Regions from separate parts of the Homo sapiens genome. Here region 2 is linked to region 1. Evidence: chromatin contacts called from ENCODE Hi-C or POLR2A ChIA-PET data. All regions are on one chromosome and are shown on one strand. Each heading gives the region's core, a stretch centred on a gene start or an enhancer-like site at or near the end of the contact. The rest is flanking DNA. Distances are from core to core; before and after follow the strand shown.

Region 1 (5,107 bases), core at 1,646-4,145:
AAAAACGATGAATTCATTCGTTCATCAAATATTTATTGCCCTGCTAGGTGTCAGGCTAGGTGCTGGGGATACAAAGCTGAGCCAAAATAGTCTCTACTTTAATGGAGTGTTTGTGTAGCTGGGCATCAATATGAATGAATCACTCCATAGATGCAGTCTTACAGCAGTGGTGTCACAAAGACGCTGATGCAGCTGTGAGGGCTTAGAGGAGAGGATTTTACTGCTCCAAGGGGTCCTCCTGGAGGAAGTGATGCTGAGCTGAGATCCCAGGAGGAATGGGCATTCACCAGGGGAAGGGCATTTGCTATTGGAGAGAAGTGGCTGGAGGAGGGGGTCGGGGAGCAGCAGTCCATGTGCAAACTCTCTGGGCAAGAGGAGCGGGCTGAGTGTGGGCATCATGGCTCACTCCTATAATCCCATCACTTTGGGAGACTGAGGCAAGAGGAACCCTTGAGGCCAAGAGTTTGAGATCAGCCTGTGAACACAGTGAGACCCCATCTCTGCAAAACACAACAATGAAAAAGGCATCTGTGAGCTATCCGTGGGCAGAGAGAGCGCAACTAAGCAGTAAGATATGCTCTTTTCATGTGGAGTGAAACATAATCTGGGAAGTGAAAAATTATTCAAGATCTCATGTAGTGGCAGAGACTCAGCCCCTTGTCCTCCCAGCTGCACGAGTCTGTTGTCTCAGCCTCTCTGCCAGCCCAGCAGTTACTGAACAACTACATGTCGTTCTCAATACCCTAGAACTTCTGCTTCCTCAGGGCTGCTGCTTGCTGCCTCCTCTCTTGTGTCTCTTGGCTTATACCAACCACCATCCACTCGAGGAGGGTCTAATTGATCCATTCCTGCCTGAGGAGACTGTGGGGAGAACTTCCATGTCTGAGCACTTTCTGTGCTGCTGGCTGTCCCGTGGGCAGATGTCAACTCCAGTCCATTCAGCTCTGGCCCACCTAACTAGTGTTGCTGATGACACCCCTTCTGCTACCACCATCGCTCCTGCTGCTGCTGGGGCCTCCATGTTAGCCTGATACTAGGAGAGCAAGAAACTGAAGCCTCCTGATTTTCTCTTCCAGGTGGTATAGCAGTATGAGCACAGGCCAAGCAAGGCTGGCCTTGAGATGAGGAGGCCAGATGGTCCCTGAATCAGGGTGGTTTCAGCATGCCCAGGAAGGTGCTGCTGCTTCACAGACAGGTAGCGACTTATACTTAAGAAATTGTTTACAGTGAACAGGATGGGTCCCTTCCCTCAAAGAGCACTCCATGCAGTTGTGGAAACAGACTCAGTGTGACGGGTACAATACTACAGGTGGCATAGGATATCATGGTGGGAATACTGCAAATCCTTATTGAAAACAGGCATATTATAAATACCTTGTAATGAATGCAATACCATAGCTGATACTCATTTCTTTTAGACTTACCTATGTTTTCAGATATATAAAAACTCTAGGAATTCCCAAGGTAATTGAAAACATATGTCCACACAAAAACTTGTACAATAATGTTCATAGCAGCGTTATTCACAATAGCTGAAAGGGGGAAGCAACTCAAGTGTTCTTTGATGGATGAATGGATAAACAAAATGTGGTATATCCATACAATGGAATATTATGCAGCCATAAAAAGGAATGAAGTACTATTATATGCTACAACATGGATGACTCTTGAAAACATGCAGTGAAAGAAGCCAGTCACAAAAAAACTACATTTTATGATTCCATTAATATGAAATGTTCAAATAGGCAAATCTATAGAGACAGAAAGTAGAGGAGTGGTTGTCAGGGAGAGAGGCATAGGGAGGAATTGGGAGTGACTGCTAATAGGTACAAGATTTCTTCCTGGGGTGATGAAAATGTTCTAGAATTAGCTAGTGGTGATGTTTGCACAACATAGTGAATATACTAAAAACCACTGAACTGTATACTTTAACAAATGATAGATTTTATGTTTACTTTAAAAAATGATAGATTTTATGTTATGTGAATGATATGTTGATTTTTAAAGTCTAGGAATTAATCAATTATACTGTGATGGAATATGATATTTTAAGTCAGAAATTTACTTGTGGCATCATCTTCACTGTTCATCTGTAGAATCAGGAGAAGTGATGTTTCCTAGGTTGCTGTGAAGATTAGATAAGATAATGCATATGACAGACTTAGCTGCAAGAATATGGGTTGGGAACCCTTTGTTGTTATAGATGCATTTCTAAAGCAACTTTTTTTATGTGTTGCTGTTTGTTGGAGCCCTCCAGGAGGATCTTGGCACTGAGAGAAATCCCTAAACTAGAGTCATGGCTGAAGAGTGCTGAACACTTCCTGCACTGCTGGCTGTATGGTGGTCAGATGCTCCTGACTATGACCCTGCAGTGAAGCCCGGATCTGGGCAAAACTGAGAAGTAGTTGACACTTGCATCTCTTTCCTGACTGTCTTTTCTGGCCTGGTAGTCTTTTGGGTTATAATTCAGCATCTCTTCCATCTGCATGTCTCAAGTGATTAGTATTTTCCAAAGTGAGCTCATCACATTAATCATATTAGGGTATGAGCAGCCCTTTTAAGCTGTATTTGTATCTTACAGGAAGACCAGAAAAGCTCAGAAGGAGGAAGAATCTTCAGGCACTGTGCAAAGGGAGGGCAGGGAGAGGGGGAAGTTATTCTGCAGCAGCAGTGCCTTCCTGGGCATCCTGAAACCACCCTGATTCAGGGCCCATCTGGCCTCCTCATCTCAAGGCCAGTCTTGCTTGGCCTGTGCTCACTGCTGCCACTGCAATGCCATCTGGAAGAGAAAATCAGGACAATGGCTTCAGTTTCTTGCTCTCTTAGGATTAGGCTAACATGGAGGCCCCAGCAGCCCCAGCAAAAGCAGCAGTGATGGTGGTGGCGGTAGGGGTGTCATTAGCAACACTAATGAATCACTGCTGGGCCCGGTTCTCTTCTCTGACTCAGCTTGAAACTTCTTTCAGTTAACAGGAAGCCAGTAACCAGTAAAGTCAAAAGCTTATATGCAACTCTCTGGATTGGAAACCACTGGGGTGTTTTTTAAGCTTCTATTTCTAAAATAAGAAGGGAAACCAATGGACAGAAGCTTCCCTGTCTTCTTTGATGCAGATAAACTATGTTGGTAGAGGGTGATTGTGAGCTGGGGCCCTTGTTTCTTATGAAACTAAAAAATTCTACATGAGTTTACAAAAACAGGAAGCTGGCAGTGAAAGCTATTGGAATTATGTAAATGAAACAGTCAGTTTGGAATGCAGGTGGGAGTGTGCCTGTGGGAAAGAATGGAGAATGCATCAGAACACGGGCAGCCAGGTTACCATGCGCTGCTTCAGCACAGGGGAAGATGCGGGGGGCAAGGAACCTTCACTGCCCTGGCGTCATCAGCCCAGTGCTGCAACAGTGCAGCAGAAAGGGCAGCGGGGAAAGGCGACAGGAAGAGGAATCAAGACACTTACATTGCTCTAGGAGAGATTCGCATTTTTTTGTGGATCTGAGGATGGGAGCTCTGGGAGCTCTGGAGCCTCTTCCTGTCCGCAGGCACTGCAAAGCTTTAGCACACCAGTAGCTCCCCAGAGGGCTGGGAACCCATGCCAGGACTGGCACCCGCTCCGGGAAGGGGTGCTGGGAGTGCCATGATTTAGATCAGTGATTCACAAACTTTTGGTAGTGAAGACACTCCGTTAAAGCTTATTGTTTTGGGGTTGTATCCTACTCCCCGCCTTTTAAAAATGTTAGTTAAAAATTTAAATTAAAATGGACTTTGTTTTAAAATTAAAAATTTCCTGTTGTTTGAAGCTTCTATGACAACTGGGTAGCCTTCTGAGGTATTGTAATACAGTATTAGGATTTGGACTCTCTGCTGTATACACTAAGCTCTTAAGGGTGAAGGGCAGGCCATTGGTTCTGATAAGAAGAGAGGTTGCCATAGGTATCTCTGCTTTCTTACTCTTCCCCACTCCAGGCCATGTGGACATCTGGAGATATTTGATAAAATGTCCTTTACCAGCCGAGACTCATGACTAATCAATCGTTGTTTTTGTTGGTTTGCTTCTAATCCCTCTCCCTTCCAGTCTATCTTTCATCCTGCCATCAATTTCCTAAAACAGATTTGATGTGCCACCTCCCTCCTCAACAGTTTTCAATGGGATTTCCTACTGCCTGCATAAAGTCTAATGCCTTAGAATGGGGCAAGGAAAGCCTTTCATGATTTAACCCTCTAATACCTTTCTAGTTTCAATTTTTTATAACTCTCTATTTCGGGTCATTTTTTGAACATCAAGAAACTGAAAAGCATAGCTCAACTGCCTTATACAATACACGCCGTTATTTGCTTCTGGGACAAAAGAAGTCTAGAGTCAGCTGACTGGGCACTGTGGCTCACACCTGTAATCCCAGCACTTTGGGAGGCTGAGGCAGGAGGATCGCTTGAGGCCAGGAGTTCAAGACCAGCCTGGGCAACATAGCGACATCCTATCTCTACCAAAAAAAAAAAAAGAAAAAAGAAAAGAAAAAGAAATCTAGTGTCAGAGTGGGGCTTTGGGTAAGGCTCAACAATTCCCCAAGGATCTAATTCCTTTCTTTCTTTTTTCTTTTTTCTTTTTGAGACAGGATCTTACTGTGTCTCCTAGGCTGAAGTGTAGTGGCACAATCATGGCTCACTGTAGCCTTGACCTCCTGGGCTCAAGTGATCCTCCCACCTCAGCCTCCTTAGTAGCTGGGACTACAGGCCTGCACCATCAAGCCTGACTAATTAAAACAATTTTTTTTTTTTATAGAGATAGTGTCTCCTTATGTTGCTCAGACTGGTCTCTTGAACTCCTGGTCTCAAGTCATCCTCCCACCTCAGCCTCCCAAAGTGCTGTGATTACAAACTGAGCCACTGTGCCTGGCCACAATTTCTTCCTAATTCTCATGGTCCCAAAATGGTTGCCAGCAGCCTTCATCTCATGTCTCTAAAGAAAGAATGACTTGGCTGGTGCAACAGTTCATGCCTGTAATCCCAGCACTTTGGGAGGCCGAGGCAGGCAGATAGCTTGAACTCAGGAGTTGGAAACCAGCCTGGCCAACATGACGAAACTCTATCTCTACCAAAAATACAAAAACTTAG
Region 2 (5,107 bases), core at 1,087-3,586, 330 kb before region 1:
AACCATCTAGGTTTGTGTAAGTAAACTCTATTATATTCATACAACAAAATCACTTGATGCATTTCTGAGAGCACATCCCCATCTTTAAGCAGTTCATGACTGTACTGCTAAGTAGTGGCATGCATATGCATAAAGAAACTCTAGGCCGGGCACGGTGGATCATGCCTGTAATCCCAGCACTTTGGGAGGCTGAGGGGGGCAGATCACTTGAGGTCAGGAGTTTGAGACCAGCCTGGCCAACATGGCGAAATCCCACCTCTACTAAAAATACAAAAATTAGGCAGGCATGGTGGTCTGTGCCTGTAGTCCCAGATACTCAGGAGGCTGAGGCAGGAGGATCACTTGAATCTGGGAGTCAGAGGTTGCAGTGAGCTGAGATTACACCACTGCACTCCAGGCTGGGAGAAAGAGTGAGATTCCATGTCAAAAAAAAAGAAAGAAAAGAAAAGAAAAAAAAATTCTAGAAAAATGCACAGGGAATCAATAACAGTGGTTATATTTTGGGGTTTGACAACATAACAACAGGAACAGGAGCTGGGAGGAGCTTATCACTAGACACCTGTATGTTTTTCTATTTTTTTTTTGAGACGGAGTCTCGCGCTGTCGCCCAGGCTGGAGTGCAGTGGCGCGATCTCGGCTCACTGCAAGCTCCGCCCCTCGGGGTTCACGCCATTCTCCTGCCTCAGCCTCCCGAGTAGCTGGGACTACAGGCGCCCGCCGCTACACCCGGCTAATTTTTTGTATTTTTAGTAGAGACACGGTTTTACCATGTTAGCCAGGATGGTCGCGATCTCCTGACCACGTGATCCGCCTGCCTCGGCCTCCCAAAGTGCTGGGATTACAGGTGTGAGCCACCGCGCCCGGCCATGTTTTTCTATTTTTAAACCATGGAAGTGTATTCAACAATTAAACCAGCTGCTATAGACTGAAAGTTTGTGTCCCCGCAAAATGTATGCCTTGAAGCCTAATCCTCAAGGGGAGGAGACTAGGAGGTTGGGCTTTGGGGAGGTGATTATGTTCATGAGGGTGAAGTCTTCATGAATGGGGTTAGTGTTCTTTTAAAAGAGACACCAGGCTGGGTGCGGTGGCTCACGCCTGTAATCCCAGCACTTTGGGAAGCCGAAGCAGGCGGGTCACCTGAGGTCAGCAGTTTGAGACCACCCTGGCCAACATGTGAAACCCCATCTCTACTAAAAATACAAAAATTAGCCAGGCATGGTGGGGTGCACCTGTAGTCCCAGTTACTTGGGAGGCTGAGGCAGGAGAATTTCTTGAACCCAGGAAGCAGAGGTTGCAGTGAGCTGAGATCATACCATTGCACTCCAGCCTGGGTGACAGAGCGAGACTCCATCTCAAAAAAATTAATTAATTAATTAATTAATTAAATAAAAGGGACCTCAGAAAACTCCTTCACCTCTTCTGCCATGTGAGGTTATAGCCAGAAGACGGCCATCCACGAACAAGGAAGCAGCCCCTCACCAGATACTGAATATGCCAGTGCCTTGATCTTGGACTTCCCAGGCTCCAGAATTTTTTTTTTTTTTTTTTGAGACGGAGTCTCTGTCACCCAGGCGGGAGTGCAATGGCACGATCTGGGCTCACTGCAACCTCTACCTCCCGAGTTCAAGCGATTCTCCCACCTCAGCCTCCCGAGTAGCTGGGATTACAGGCATGCGCCACCATACCTGGCTAATTTTGTATTTTTAGTAGAGATGAGGTTTCTCCATGTTGCTCAGGTTGGTCTCAAACTCCCGACCTCAGGTGATCCACCCACCTCAGCCTCCCAAAGTGCTGGGATTACAGGGGTGAGCCACCACGCCCAGCCTAATTTTTGTATTCTTAGTAGAGACGGGTTTTCACCATGTTGGCCAGGCTGGTTTCGAACTCTTGACCTTGTGATCCATCCGCTTTGGCCTCCCAAAGTGCTGGGATTATAGGCGTGAGCTACTGTGCCTGGCCAGACTGTTTTCTTAAAAACCAAAAGCCTGGGAAGAAAAACAAAATATCTTGCAAATGTATTCTCAATCCCAGTCAATCCCCTGCAAAACTCAGACTCTGGAAGAATGAAAGCTATGCGCTCTTTTCTCCACTCATTCATATTGTTGGCTTCACACAGATAGAAAAAGCTACTTCATCCTGCAGAACTGCTCTATCAGTTCATGGTGTTTTCCTGGATCCTGGACCCCTGCCTTCCCCACCATGAGTCACCTCTGGATCGAGTCCATCTTCTATTTGGGATTTGGAACCAGACAACCTTTGTCCCTTTTTAGCCTCTGCTGCACTCTAAGCTGTGTGATCTAAGACACGTCACTCACATTCTGGAAGTATTCGCTTCCTCATACATGAAATGGGGGAAATTTCTCTAACCATAAGCCTGCGGTTTTGATTTCAGTGCTCACTAGTTCAAGACTTTTCTTCTTGCCTATGCCCCTTCACCCTCTTCCTTTGTCAATTTCCTTTTTCATAAGCTGTGGCTGCTGGTGAGTAAAATAGTCATCTGAGTACAACTGCTTTTGCATGAGCTAGACTTGGAAGGGTGCAAATGGAAGCAGATTCATTTCTTCTCAGTAACTGCTCTTTTAGACTGTCCTGTTGCATTGTTCTGCCCTGATCCCAGAAGGAATCTCAGGCAGATCCCAGAGCCTTGTAGACTCTCCTGGTCACTAACAAATTAATCACCTTTATCCAGTTATTAAAAAATCCAGCCCGATCCGAAGAAAGACTTTATTGTCTCAATTGATTAAAGCTTCTTTCCTCTTTTTTTTCTCTTTTTTTGAGACGGAGTCTTGCTCTGTCGCACAGGCTGGAGTGCAGTGGTGCGATCTTGGCTCACTGCAGCCTCCACCTCCCGGGTTCAAGCGATTTTCCTGCCTCAGCCTCCCAAGTAGCTGGGATTACAGGTGCCTGCCACCAAGCCCAGCTAATTTTTGCATTTTTAGTAGAGACGGGGTTTCGCCATGTTGGACAGGCTGGTCTTGAACTGCTGACCTCAGGTGATCTGCCTGCCTTGGCCTCCCAAAATTCTGGGATTACAGGCATGAGCCACTGTGCCCTCCCGCTTCTTTCTTCTTTCTGTAAGTCAGGCCTGAGTTGGACTTCGGAGAAGCTTTGAGTTGGGCTTCTCCTTTTCAGTGGAGAAGGGCAGGAAGGAGGATGTCTTCCATTTATTCTCTTTGCTTTTCCTCCTCCCCCTCCTGCAAGACTCTCTGCTGTCTAACTCAGTGGGGAGGAGAGACAGAATAAAGAAAAAAAATCTGCATTACTGGTATGGTTGGAATCTGTCATGTGTGTCTCTTGGTTGAGGCAGAGATCACACTTTGGGGCTGTTTTCCCCAAGGCATTTTCCACTGTTGTTGTTGCTTTCTTTTTCTTTTTTTAAGAGATAAGGTCTTGCCCTATCACTCACTACAGTCTTGAACTCCTGAGCTCAAGTGATCCTCCTGCCTCAGCTTACTGAGTAGCTGGGACTACCATGCCTGGCTAATTATTTTTATTTTTGATAGATGCAGAGTCTTGCTACATTGCCCAGGCTGGCCTCAAACTCCTGGCCACAAGCGATCTTCCTGTCTTAGCCTCCCAAAGTGCTGGAATTACAGGCATAAGCCACTGCTGTCAGCCCTCCATTGGTTTTTAAATAATCTCCTCACGGGTTACCTTCACCATGAATTTTTCTTCCAAGTTACCATACAGCTGACTCATAGGAACCCCTCCTTAGCCCTAGGTATCTGGTGGTAAATGTTCTTTCAAAAAGAAGCATTAGGATGCATGACCTATGAGGCCATAGACAGCAACCAAATCTAGCCCTTGTCAAACGGTTACACATCTGGTCCACCTATACCTGATCAACCTGGCAGAAAAGCTACTATCAGCAGAGACCCTCTGTCCATACTCAGTGACCACGGACAGCTTCTGATTTCCCCTCACCTTTAGGCATGCTCAAGTCCAAGTCAGGTACCAGTCCCTGTGTCTCTCCAAACACAAAAGTCAAGTTGGAGGAATGGTTCTGAGAAACTCTTCACTTGGCTGTAATTAACAAAGCAACAGTTCCTTCTGCCACCAGAGGGTGTGCAGCAAGGATGGGCAGCACAACCTGCTACCAACTCTCTCTAAAGAAATTCTTTTCTCTTTTTTTTTTTTTTTTTTTGAGACGGAGTTTCACTCTTGATGCCCAGGCTGGAGTGCAATGGCGCAATCTTGGCTCACTGCAACCTCCGCCTCCCAAGTTCAAGTGAGTCTCTTGCCTCAGTCTCCTGAGTAGCCGGGACTATGGGTGCGCACCACTGCGCCTGGCAAATTTTTGTATTTTTTTTAAAGACAGGGTTTCACCATGTTGGTCAGGCTGGTCTCAAACTCCTGACCTCATGATCCGCCCTCCTCAGCCTCCCAAAGTGCTGGGATTACAGGCATGAGGCACCACACTCAGACCCCTTGCCCTCATTTTTGACAGATAGTTTTGCTAGACACAGATCCTTGGTTGATAAGTTTTTTCTTTCAGCACTTTGAATACGCCATCCCACTGCCTTCTGGCCTCCACTGTTTCTCATGAGGAGTCACCTGTTCATCATATCAGGGTCTCCTTTTCGGTGATGAGTCATTCTTCTCTTGCTGTTTCAAGATTTTCTCTTTGGCTTTCAGAATTTTATTATAATGCATGTGGGTGTGGATCTCTGTCTTGTGTTCATTCTACTGGGGTTCTTTTTTTTTTTTTTTTTTTTTTTTTGAGATGGAGTCACGCTCTGTCGCCCAGGCTGGAGTGCAGTGGCACAATCTCAGCTCACTGCAACCTCTGCCTCCCAGGTTCACGTCATTCTCCTGCCTCAGCCTCCTGAGTAGCTGGGACTACAGGCGCCCACCAACACACCTGGCTAATTTTTTATATTTTTAGTAGAGACGGGGTTTCACCGTGTTAGCCAGGATGGTCTTGATCTCCTGACCTCGTGATCCGCCCACCTCAGCCTCCCAAAGTGCTGGGATTACAGGCGTGAGCCACCGCACCCGGCCTCTACTTGGGTTCACTGCATCTCTTGGATGTGTAGATTAATGTTTCCATCAGATTTAGATCATTTTAGATATATTTTTCCTTTGTTTTTTTTTTTTTTGCCCTTTT

What was found. Hi-C counts contacts between places; a loop is a spot of excess contacts on that map. ChIA-PET counts read pairs that join two places held with the same protein, here RNA polymerase II (POLR2A). Pooled maps may share reads with other maps.
Region 2: a loop to region 1 is called in a map with no recorded cell type, with 25 times the contacts of the local background. The contact joins two enhancer-like sites. A Hi-C loop is called at or near these places in 1 of 37 single-sample maps with no recorded cell type and 10 of 50 pooled maps. POLR2A ChIA-PET finds 5 or more read pairs at or near these places in 3 of 52 experiments (activated CD4-positive, alpha-beta T cell and activated naive CD4-positive, alpha-beta T cell).

What each region holds. Positions count from the first base shown.
Region 1 is chr1:224,495,421-224,500,527 of GRCh38, forward strand. It overlaps a transcript of CNIH3 not described here. Among named protein-coding and RNA genes, the nearest start is that of WDR26, 63 kb to the left of the region's middle. RefSeq lists enhancers at 2,385-2,914, 2,640-2,839, 2,915-3,446, 4,822-5,107. Within about 2 kb of position 2,896, at least 30 of the 41 ENCODE cell types and tissues checked have a DNase peak (open chromatin) inside an H3K27ac peak, as active enhancers do.
Region 2 is chr1:224,166,800-224,171,906 of GRCh38, forward strand. No RefSeq gene overlaps it. Among named protein-coding and RNA genes, the nearest start is that of DEGS1, 14 kb to the right of the region's middle. RefSeq lists enhancers at 2,322-3,291, 3,292-4,261. Within about 2 kb of position 2,337, at least 9 of the 41 ENCODE cell types and tissues checked have a DNase peak (open chromatin) inside an H3K27ac peak, as active enhancers do.